Regions from separate parts of the Mus musculus genome. Here region 1 is linked to region 2. A link is a loop called in an ENCODE intact Hi-C map of the cell type or tissue named here. Cell type or tissue: left cerebral cortex. All regions are shown on one strand. Links, peaks and the distances in the headings refer to the core of each region. The heading gives the core; the rest is flanking DNA. Region 1 has its middle 110 kb from the start of Gm23056. Region 2 has its middle 10 kb from the start of Gm23056.

Region 1 (5,382 bases), core at 150-5,149, 120 kb after region 2:
TCTTATGGAGGTAGTTTCTTAATTGAGGTTCTCTTCTCTCAGATGACTTTACCTGTGTCAAGTTGACATAACATTAGCCAACACAATAATGTTACTTGTATTTATGTCTTTAGGGTTGAGCCTTTGGTATGGGATAGCCAAATAGTGTGTTCTCTCCTAAGGGAGACTATTTCCCCTGCTCTCAGCATTTCTTAGCTGCCTATAGTTATTTAAGTAGGGTTGAGACCTCTTGGGCTTTCTCTATCCATCTTCTGTATGTTATTGTCTCTGTTCATCGCAGTGCTCAGATGGCTTTGTAAGTGAGACTTTATGGCATAGTTTCTGACACCTCTAGGAGATACAATCTCATAACGAACTTCCCATTCTTCTGTCTTTTACAATCTTTCCTCCTCCTCTTCTGAAATGTTTCCTGAGCCTTAGGTGTAGGGGTTGTCCTGCCTATGGATATGCTGGGGCTGGGCTTTACAACTCTGCATTTTGATTGGTTGTGATTTTTCTGTTGCAAAAAGAAGTTTTTCTTACAATGGATGAGGACTACACTAATCTGTGGGTATAAGGACAAACATGTAGTTATGGAACATACTGGTTTAGTAGGGTAGTGGTTGCAGAATATCCTCTAAGATTCCAGGCTTCACTAGTCCTGGGTAGTTGGCTGTGCTTCCAGAACCAGGCATGATTTTCCTCCTGTTGAATGGGTTATAAGATCAATTGGAGAGCTGTTGGTTGCCACCGAGGTATGCATGACACTACTACACATTGTTATGAACCATTGTTATGGTTCATGGTTCATGGGTCATAGCTGGGTAGCACTGTTAATTGCTTCCCTCCGTTGGAAGCATGTATAACTCCTGGTATTCTGAAAGCTAGTCCTGGGGAAGAAGCTATTATCTCAGTTCTAGCTCAGGGGTCTCTGGACCCTGTTTCTGAAGTCCATAGTGTCATCAGCAATAGGAACTCATCTTCCCCTGCAGGCTGGGCAACTCAGGACAATAGAAATACTATGTACTATTTTGGGACTCTCTTAGACAATCCTGACCAACAACTCCAAAAAAGTAAAGCACTTCTTTTCAGTGCCAGGACATACCGAGTATCTAAAACCTGGTTCCTCTTAGGGCATCAAACTTTGGGTTCCCAGCTCTCCTTTTCAGGAATATCTCAGGACTTGAGCCTGGGAAGCAGATTCAATGGGTGAAGTGCTGGCCCAACAAGCAGGAGGAGCTGAGTTTGAATCCCTGGAAATGATGTAAAGCTGTCATAGTGTATACTTCAGTAATTCCAGTGCTTGTGTGGTAAGGTGGGAACTGGAGACAGAGACTTCCTGGAAGCTCAAGGGTCATCTACCTTGAGATATGCAGCAGTGAACAATAAGAGACTGTCTCAAATGAGGTATAAGGAGAGGATTGACACATGAGTTTGTCCTTCAGCCTCTGCATGCGTTTAGTGGCACAGGCATATGCCACCAATACTCACATACTCACATGCAAACATAAATGGATACCCTACCCCACACCACACATGGGATTATCTCAGCACTTTGTAACTGAAGCTCAGGTGACCTAGCTCTCTGTCTCATATCTGTGGCTATAGGCTGAGACTTTCATACCCTGTGTGACAATGAGCAATAAAACTCCTGTTTATGATCCCCTATCCTCTTTATGGAACCTCTGCTCCCGTATCCCATCAATCACTGTCATCTCAAAATTTTGCAGTGTCTTACAAAATGAATGGATGCCAATCTTCCCACTGCTTTTAGGCTTCTGCAATGAAGATCTGTGCATATCTTGTCTCCCACAGTGGGAATTATATCACATGGAATCTTCAGTGACAACAGATCCTCAACAATGGCAGGGTTGACAATTGTATCATCTGCCACTATGGTGATAAATGTTAAACCAGATACCACCCCACAGGGTTCCCACAATTCGGTGCATTAAGTGCAGAGCTTAGGGACCCAGGGCTAAAATTTCTGCTGTCCCATGCAGGAACTTAAATGAGGAAGGAGGATGGTGGGATGGAGAACATGTGATTCCCCGCAAAGAGATGGTGCCTTAGCTCTGGCCAACCACTGCCATGCTTCGTTATAAGTTCTTCACATTTCTCTAGAGAAATGGAACTGTAGATTTTATATGCAAGTTCCTTGTGTAAAAATATCAGCAACCAGTTCACATTAAAAACAGATTCTCACTTGTGGAATTCGTGTCATTTTGTTTTAATGGGCTGTTTCAGTCTTTCCAAGCTCCTGAATGAATACAATACAGTAATCCAAACCACACAGAGCCTGACCATGGGGCAGAGGACATAGTCAGAAGCCCTATACTCCAGAAGTCTCTAAAGAGCTATTTACAATGTCACTACCACTCCAGCAATGGCCTAAGATGCCACAGGCCTCACCAATGTGGCCACCCTAACTGCCATGGCTTTCATGCTAATTTCAGGTTTCCATTCAGGATCTTCATTGAATCAATTACTTTCCCCACACTGGGTCAAAATTCCTGAGAAAATGACCTTAAGGAAGGAAAGGCATATCCTCCTCACAGCCTCACGGGGCCACGCCCTCCCTGTGGGGAAGTCACTAGCTTGAGGCAGCTGGTCACACTGCATTCACAGTCAGGAAGTGGAGAGATGCCGGTGCTCAGCTCAGCTTCCAAGGTTTTCCTCTGGTCAGGATCCACTCCTATGGGGTGGGGCTTCCCACAATGTTGTAGATCTTCCTGATCCAGTCAACCCAGACTAGAAACTGCCTCACAGATATGCCCAGAAGTTTGTCTCCTATGTGCCTATAGATCCTGTCAAGGGGCAAATCAATATTAATCATCACCCTCAGATTTACTTTCATTTCTTGTTTGCTTTTCTGGCTGGCTTTCCCATCCAAGGCATACAGGAACTCTACAGTTCTTCTCAGTGCTTCCTCTACAGGCGTTGGCACCTTCCATCTGCTTCTTCAAAAGGAGCCGAGCTGCCAACTTCCATAAATACTCTGCCAGAGGCCAGACTTTCCCCAGTGTCTCCATCAAGCCCCTGTGTTTCTTTTGTAGATATCTGTGCTTCTTCTCCTGGGTGGTAGCTCTCCATGCCTGTCACTGTGCATCTCCAAGGTAGAAAAGAGCACATAGATTCTAACCATGTAGAATGTCCTTGTGAGACTCAGCTGTCAAACTGTACTGCAGGACCTGGCTGGAGCTCAATTAGTTCTGCCTGGTTTACGTACTGGAGCACCATTTCCTCAAGATGCAATTATATTTGGGCACAGGATCTTTCTAGTGTATTGGGTTGGTTATGATTAGGACACTGGGCACTGTCCTACTTCTAAATGACCCAGTGATCATAACCCAGCTCTTGATTGTTCTCTCCCCATGCTTATACAGTCTTGTCTGTCTCCCAGCCTGTGTTCTCGTTTGCCCCTTCATGAGAATCAGAGTTGGATCCCTTGTAGCCCAGATTTTTTTTTAAAAAACAGGGTTTTAAATCTTAGCTCTGAGGAGGTAGAGACTTGAAGATTTCTTGAGGCTTCCTGGTCAATAACAGTACCCAGTTTGGTGAGATGCAAGTAAAAAGACAAAGGCTATGTCTCAACATAAGGTGGATGGGTTCACCTGAAGTTGACCCCTGGCTTGTATACATACACACACACACACACACACACACACACACACACACACACACTACATGAAAGCAACCATTTAGATTTAAGAAAAAGACCTCTGAAGAAGCCAATTCCATGGATACTTAAATCTTAGACTTGTAGCCTTCAGAATAGGTAGATAATGTTCTATGGGGATATTGTTATGTCAGCCTAGCAAACTAAAAGTCTCCAAACAAAGATCTCAGTCTTGTGCTACAGGCTCCCAAGTGAAGACTTCATGAAATGCAGCTTGACATCATGGTTACCGTGGGCTACATTAAGGACTTTGTAAAGGAGTTCTAAATAGATGTTTTAGAATGGAAGCATGTATATATGTAATTCCTCTTCTGTTTAAGTTCTTCTCTAGTACTGACATGAACATAGTGGGACTATCTGGCATTGAGTGTGTGTGTGTGTGTGTGTGTGTGTGTGTGTGTGTGTGTGTGTGTATAATTGGTGAGAGTACATGTAGAGATGGAGGGAACCCCAAGCTACCTCCCACAGGAGACCATTTATGCTCTGGTGGGAGAAAATGCCTGTTTGAAGCCTGTGACCAGGAGGCACTTAGGTTCTGTTCTGTTTTGTGGTTAAGTTGGAATTCGTGACTTAAGAAGAAAGTTATGGGTCATGGGAAGATATTAGAGACCAAGTGTGTGTGTGTGTGTGTGTGTGTGTGAGAGAGAGGGGGGGAGGGGGAGGGGAGAGAGAGAGAGGTAGAGGGAGAGAGAGAGAGAGAGGGAGAGGGAGAGGGGGAGGGGGAAGGGGAGAGGAAGTGAGGGAGAGGGAGGGGAAGGGGGAGGGGAAGAGGGAGGGGGAGCAGTAGAGAGATGCATGCCCTGGAGGCCAGAGGAAGCAAGCATCACTGAACCTGGAGCTAGACTGACATCTAGCAAGCCCCAGAGTTTCCAGTCTCTACTCCCAACAGTGCTGGGATAAGAGGTGCATGTATGGCCACACCCAGCTTATTATGTGAATGCTATAGATTCAAATGCAGGTTTCTTATGCTTGTGCAGTGAATGCTCTTACCTACCAGGCCATCTCCCCAGTCTCTATAATGCTAATTTTACTGTCAGCTTTAAGGGCCTGGGCAAGGTCAGCTTTAAAATTCTTTAGTTGATTAGTCTTGATGGCATAGTTTTGTCATTTTCTGTCAGACAAATCCTGTTTACTGTGTTTGGTCTGATGAACATTCTTAGCTTCTCAGCATAATTTTGACACTTGATCTTATTGTTTTTACATTGTATCTTACAGGTATCGATCAGTCCAAAATTAGCAAAGAAAGAAAATCATAATTAGTTGATAGCTATGGAATGAACATTTCCCAGGAAAAGACAAAAACCATGGATCTATATTGTTTTTAAACTGGAAAATTTCCAATGAACAAAGCCCCCTCTTCTTCCTGGCAATGATTTGGAAGTCGCCTGGAGCTCCTGGCTGTGACCACACAGCACAATTAGCAGACCATTGCTTTTTGGCTTTGCTGAGTTGGCAGAACAGTGTGTGCAAAGTTGACAGAGGGCCTCTCTGTGGGTGTCTTACCCATTGATCTTGTCTTGGTGTGAGAGCAGGGGGGGGGCTGGGAAGAGTAGGCTCAGCATCTCAATGGGTCCCCAATCTCCGAAGTTATATTTTCCAAAGTCTATAATCTTGGGTTTCAATAAGGTAAACAGCTGTCTTTGTGCACAGGCAAGTAACTGCAAATAGTAGTTCAAGTCTGTGGGTTCAAAAAATTCACAGCATTGATCTATTGAAATGAGGTA
Region 2 (5,382 bases), core at 99-5,098:
GTGCTGAGAACTTTGTGTCTGGGTGTGTTCCGTGCCTACTCCAAGGCCCCAGTCAGCGGTACTTTCTCTGTAATTCCAGGGAGGTGGGAGGATCGGGAGGGATCAGGGATGTTCTGGGGACTTGGCTCAGAGTTAAGGTGATTGTCCCACAAGCGTGAGGACAAGAATTCAGACTGTAGAACCCACCTAAATGCTGGGTGAGAGGTGCGGCCCATCTGTAATCCTAGCCCTGGCAGGCGGAGACAGTGGATGCCCAGAATAGGCTGTCTGGTGAGAAGAGCCAGGTTGATAAACTCAGTTTGCTGGAGGCTCTGCCTCAGTGAATAAGGTGAAAGGGCCATTGAATTATTCTCAGCACTGACCTTGGGCCTCCTTGTGCACGTGAACATGCACATTCATACATGCACACCCACAGCCTTGTGCACCTACACATATGCAAACATGCATACACATGTGCACACCACACATTAAAAAAATGAAAAAATAAGAAATTATTTTCATCTTTGGCTACATATAGAACTTGAGGTTAGCCTTGGGTCCCTGAGACCCTGATTTACACACACACACACACACACACACACACACACACACACACAGAGAGAGAGAGAGAGAGAGAGAGAGAGAGAGAGAGAGAGAGAGGAGGGGCAGGGACAGAGAGAGACAGAGACAGAGAGAGAGAGACAGAGACAAAGACATAGACAGAGTCAGCGAGAGACTCACAGAGTGATTTATTTGTTTTGTATTTATTCTCTATCTCCTCAAGGCTGTTAGCGGTCTGAGTAATTGGAAGTGCATGTGATCTCATGTGTATTCCTTAGAAGGTGAGAACTGACTGACCCGGACCTCAGCCATGGCTTCCTTTCCTTCCCAGGTCCTGCCTGGTTTCCCACCTGTGTGGTGAAGGTTGAGGCCATTAGAGGTTCTGTTTTCAAAATCACTTAGGGCTGTTAGAACGGAAGATATCAGAAAGAGTTCCAGTGTGACCCCGCAGGCCTGCTTCCGGTTATACCGTTAAGAATGGATCACACTGTGCCGCAGCAGCAGGGTTACAGGAGCCAGAGATCAGATCAGGTGCTGCAGCTGCTTCCAGAAGGGCTGCATAGAAATGGCTACACACACCGTCAAAGGAAGGAAATCCCACCACACGCTGGAACCCGCTAAGTCACGTGGACTTCATGTTACTGTACGAGGGCCCTGGAAGAGCAGAACTCAGAGACAGAGAGAAGAGAGCTTGTCAGAGCTGAGGGGAGGGCGATGGAGAGCTCTTTAAAAGAAAAAGTTCAGTTTTCCAGAGAGAATCAGTCCTGGGAGATGTTTCCCAGTGTGAAGACACTGGACAGTATTAAACAGGGCCCCCTGCAGTGGCAGGTCTGTGTTAGTCCTAGTATTTAGTATGTCTGTGTATGTTTGATGTGCGTGTGGGCACGTGTGACATGGTGTGTGTAGAGTCTGGAGGATGGCTTTGTGGACGCTGTCTCCTTCCACCTCCACATGGGCTCCGGGATCAAACTCCGGGATCCTCGGGTTTGCGTGACTTTGCCCCCTCAGCCATCTCCTCTGCTCTCATGCCAATATTTTAACCACGATAAATTCATTAATGACACAGAGAAAAGGGATATGGATTTCAGAGATCCTGGATTGAAGGGAGTGAGTGAATGTTGACATTTGACCCTGAGCCCCAGAGACTGACAGGACCCCGATGCTCAAGAGCCCTTTTCTGAATAACGTTTAAGTGTCTGTTCCATCTCCAGCGCTAAATGAATCTGGCATGGTGGAGCGCTCTCTTGCCTGTAATCTCAGCACTCAGGAGGTGGAGGCAGGAGAATCATAAGTTCAGGGCAGATGTTCTGTTACATTCAAGGCCAGTCTGGGCTAAATGAGACCTTGTTTAAAAAGTAACATATTAAAAACAAATAAACAAAAATGTGTTTGGTTTAGACTTGGGACATTTGAAATTTGCCTCATTCTTGTAAAGCTTTAACTGTTTGGAGAAAAGTATCCCTCTCCAGGGTCCTCTCCTTAGGGCGTTTTTAATGCTCTCGAATGCTGATGCTTCTCAGACGTGTGTATTCGTTTTCTCTTGGCTTTTATTTTTTTTCTTGCTCTGTAGGTGCATTACTCTAACTGACCACAAGGTGGCAGGACAGGCACTTGGATTTTGCCAGCCACCGTGGTACCTAGAGTTGTTGCGGGGCTTTACGGGTTTGCCTGTAGATGAGGGTGGGGTTTCAGCTCATTTGAATAGTCAAATGGTCCAAGGTAGAACTGGATACATTTAGTGCTTGAAAACCCTTTGAATGACTGGAAGGGAGTGTGTGACAATACAATATCCGGTGATAATTGATGGGTGTTTTAAGTTTAGATTTGTCTGTCCACTTAGGCTTTGCCTGAGAGAAGGAACTCAGTTTATTAAAAATGACTGAGTTTTAAAATATTTGAAAATTTCAACTTTTACAAAAACTTCTTATTGATTCTTTTTGAGTTTCACATCCTGCAGTCCAATCCTACGCATCTCCCTCCATATCTGCCCTCTGCCCTGGCAACCTCCTTGCACAAAGAAAACAAATACCCAAAAAGCAAAGAAAAAAAACCCCAAGCCCCCAACCCTCTTGCCATGATAACAGTGTGTGTCACACAGTCAGTATACCCTTTTGCCAAACACCTTTTCTTGCTAATAAATCACTGGTCTGATTTGAGGCCTCTGGCTTCTGCAGAGGAGCCTCACTAGGACTTTTCTTGAATATCCTGTTGTTGCCTGTATTATGGAGGTCCTGCAGCTTTGGTTTCACAGGACTGGCTCCTTCATGTGTTCTAAGAGCAGTTTGTAGATGGAGTAGATGTTAGGGTGGACCAGTTCAAAGCCCTGGTGTGTGTGTGTGTGTGTGTGTGTGTGTGTGAATGTATGGATGTGAAGGTATGCAGGTCACGGGACATGTGTGGGTCCACCTGGGTTCTGCACTTAGGTCATCAGGCTTGGTGGCAAGTACATTAACTCTCTCACCTGCCCCAGAATAATTTATTTAAAATTTTATACAAATACATATTGTATATTGAGCACATTCCCCTATGCCCTCTTCCCTGTCCCCCTTTCTCCTAGTTAATCTCAGGCCCTAGATGGATTCTCTCCTGCTTTTATGGCTCAGACACAATTTTACATATCTACATAAAATCTAGGAACTACAAATGAAAACTTACGGTTTTTGTTCTTCTGAGACTGGCTTAATTTGCTGAGCAAGCTTCTCTCCAAGTGAGCACATTTCCTGATAATGACGTAACTCTGTTCTCTTCATGGATGAAAAAGAGAGGCATTGTGCACACACACACACACACACACACACACACACACACACACACACACATTTATGGATGGACTTTTAAGCTTTCATACATGCATATGTTATATGGTGAGCATACTGCTCGCATCTCCCACCCCTCTTCCATTCCTCTGTCTGTTAGTCCCCTTTAGCATCGTAGAGAGTTTATTTCTACTTTCATGTCATATATATCTATATATCAACATGTATATATATATATAATCTTAAGCATCTCTGTAAAAATCTAAGACCCATAAATGAGAGAAAACACAGGTATTTGTCTTTCTGAGGCTGACTTAATTGCATTACTATATACATCTCTGACCACACTTAGCTGACTGCAGAGGACGTGACTTCATCATTCTCTATGGTGCAGGCATCCCACTGTGTGGAAAAGCCATAGTTTCCTCACACATTGCCACGTTGCTTGGTCCCATAACTTAGCTTGTGTGCAGACTGCTGCAGTACACATGGGTGTTCAAGTATCCCTGTGATGGGTTGGCTTTGAGTCCTTTGGGGAAAAATGCTCAGGAGTGTGGGACAGCTGGGTCACACTGAGGACATATTGTTATTGTTTTCTGGGAACTATCCATGTTGCTTTTCAGAGTCGCTGTCCTAATCTGCAGTCCTGTTGTGTCATACTAAGAAGTTTAAATTTCATTTTATTCTACACACACGTGAACGCATGTATCCTGGTAGTTGTGTGGTGGTCAGAGGGCAAGTTATAGCCCTTGGTTCTTCTCTCCTTCTATCATGTGGGTCCCAGGGTTCGAATCCAGACTTTCAGGCTTGACTACATGGGCTTCTAGACCCTGAATCACCTTGCTGGTCCATGTTCCACATTTTTAAAGTGGATTTAAAAAAACCCATAATTTAAGTGTGCTGTATGCTTGTGATTCAGGCTACCACACTGGTGCTTTCTGATGATTTAGAGCTCCCGAGGGCACGGGGAGAAATTCAGCACAGCAGGAGGCTCCCAACAGCTCAGGCTGGGGGCAAGGCAGACCTGGCTAGATTCTCTCTCAGTCTCTCAGGAGATGCAGTTCTTGGCACAAGTCCCTCATGCCATCTGAAGCTTGGTCCCTCTTCTGTGGGAAGGGGATATGAATTCCAGCCTTATGGGAAAACAGAAGCAGTCATTCACTCGCTCACTCATTCCTCACCAACAGGATTGTGAGGATAAAGAGACAGTTAGGTACCATTCTGCACAGCAGGGTGGGAAAGAGTTGGGAGGGGCTGTTCTTAGTTCCAGAGGAAAGGTACCATTTGCAAGTGGTGCTCTGCAGGCTGGGAAACAAGGCCAAAGTGGGAGCTAGAGGACACTGATACCCAGCAGGGACTTGAGAGTCTGGACAGTCTAGCGGTGTGGTTTGCAGTAAGCAGAGTTTACTATCAGAGACAATCATCTATCTGCTGGTTCTGTGACCCAGTGGGTAGGGTGCTTGCCATGAATGCACAGAGCCTTGTATTTGACCCACCCAGCACTGAGTTAACTCAGCATGATGACACACATCTGTATTCACAGCATTCAAGACATGGAGGATCAAAAGTTCATGGTCATCGATAGATTATACAGTGAATTGAGACCAGCTTGGACTATAAGAGGCTATGCCTTAAAACGAAATCGAAACAAACTAAAACAAGTATCCAGCAACACAAAACACAACAAGCTATAGAAGGCCTTCCTTTGGAATTCCATGGACCCAGTACTTCTTGGGGAATACAGGCTTGGCTGTGCTGAGCTGAGCTGAGTTGATGTTCATGGGTGAAATGCAGGTCTGAAGTTATAAAATAGACACTTTCTTTAGGGATGGTGTGGCTCATATCCTCCCCACACTGTCTGCTTCCATCCACCCACCTGCCTGGCTTACAAGCCCTGCTCCTGTAGGCAGGAGATTGGCAGCCAAAACTGTAGTGTCTAGAACATTGGCTTACTGTGTGGCTATGATAGCTGTTATTGTCCTTTCTTTCTTAAGGGCTGAGATGGTTCTAAGGCTGTTTAGAAGAATAAAGGAAAATCCAGGGTCCAGTTTACTGGCTAGATGTCATTTGGGGGCACCTTAAAACA

The links. A loop is a pair of places that touch in the nucleus more often than their neighbours do. Peaks named below come from ENCODE experiments on the same cell type or tissue, not always from the same donor. Only the 100,000 strongest peaks of a DNase experiment are listed, where the experiment ranks them.
Region 1: it touches region 2 in a loop (2.7-fold over the local background); 6 of 42 quality-filtered maps call a loop at or near these places.

The regions. Positions count from the first base shown.
Region 1 is chr1:128,997,379-129,002,760 of GRCm38, forward strand. No RefSeq gene overlaps it. Among named protein-coding and RNA genes, the nearest start is that of Gm23056, 110 kb to the left of the region's middle. In left cerebral cortex, for the core only: no CTCF peak of the experiment used is centred there; DNase peaks (open chromatin) are centred at 2,678 and 2,928; H3K27ac peaks cover 248 bases.
Region 2 is chr1:128,873,318-128,878,699 of GRCm38, forward strand. No RefSeq gene overlaps it. Among named protein-coding and RNA genes, the nearest start is that of Gm23056, 10 kb to the right of the region's middle. In left cerebral cortex, for the core only: a CTCF peak has its summit at 2,128 (motif pointing right); a DNase peak (open chromatin) is centred at 2,143.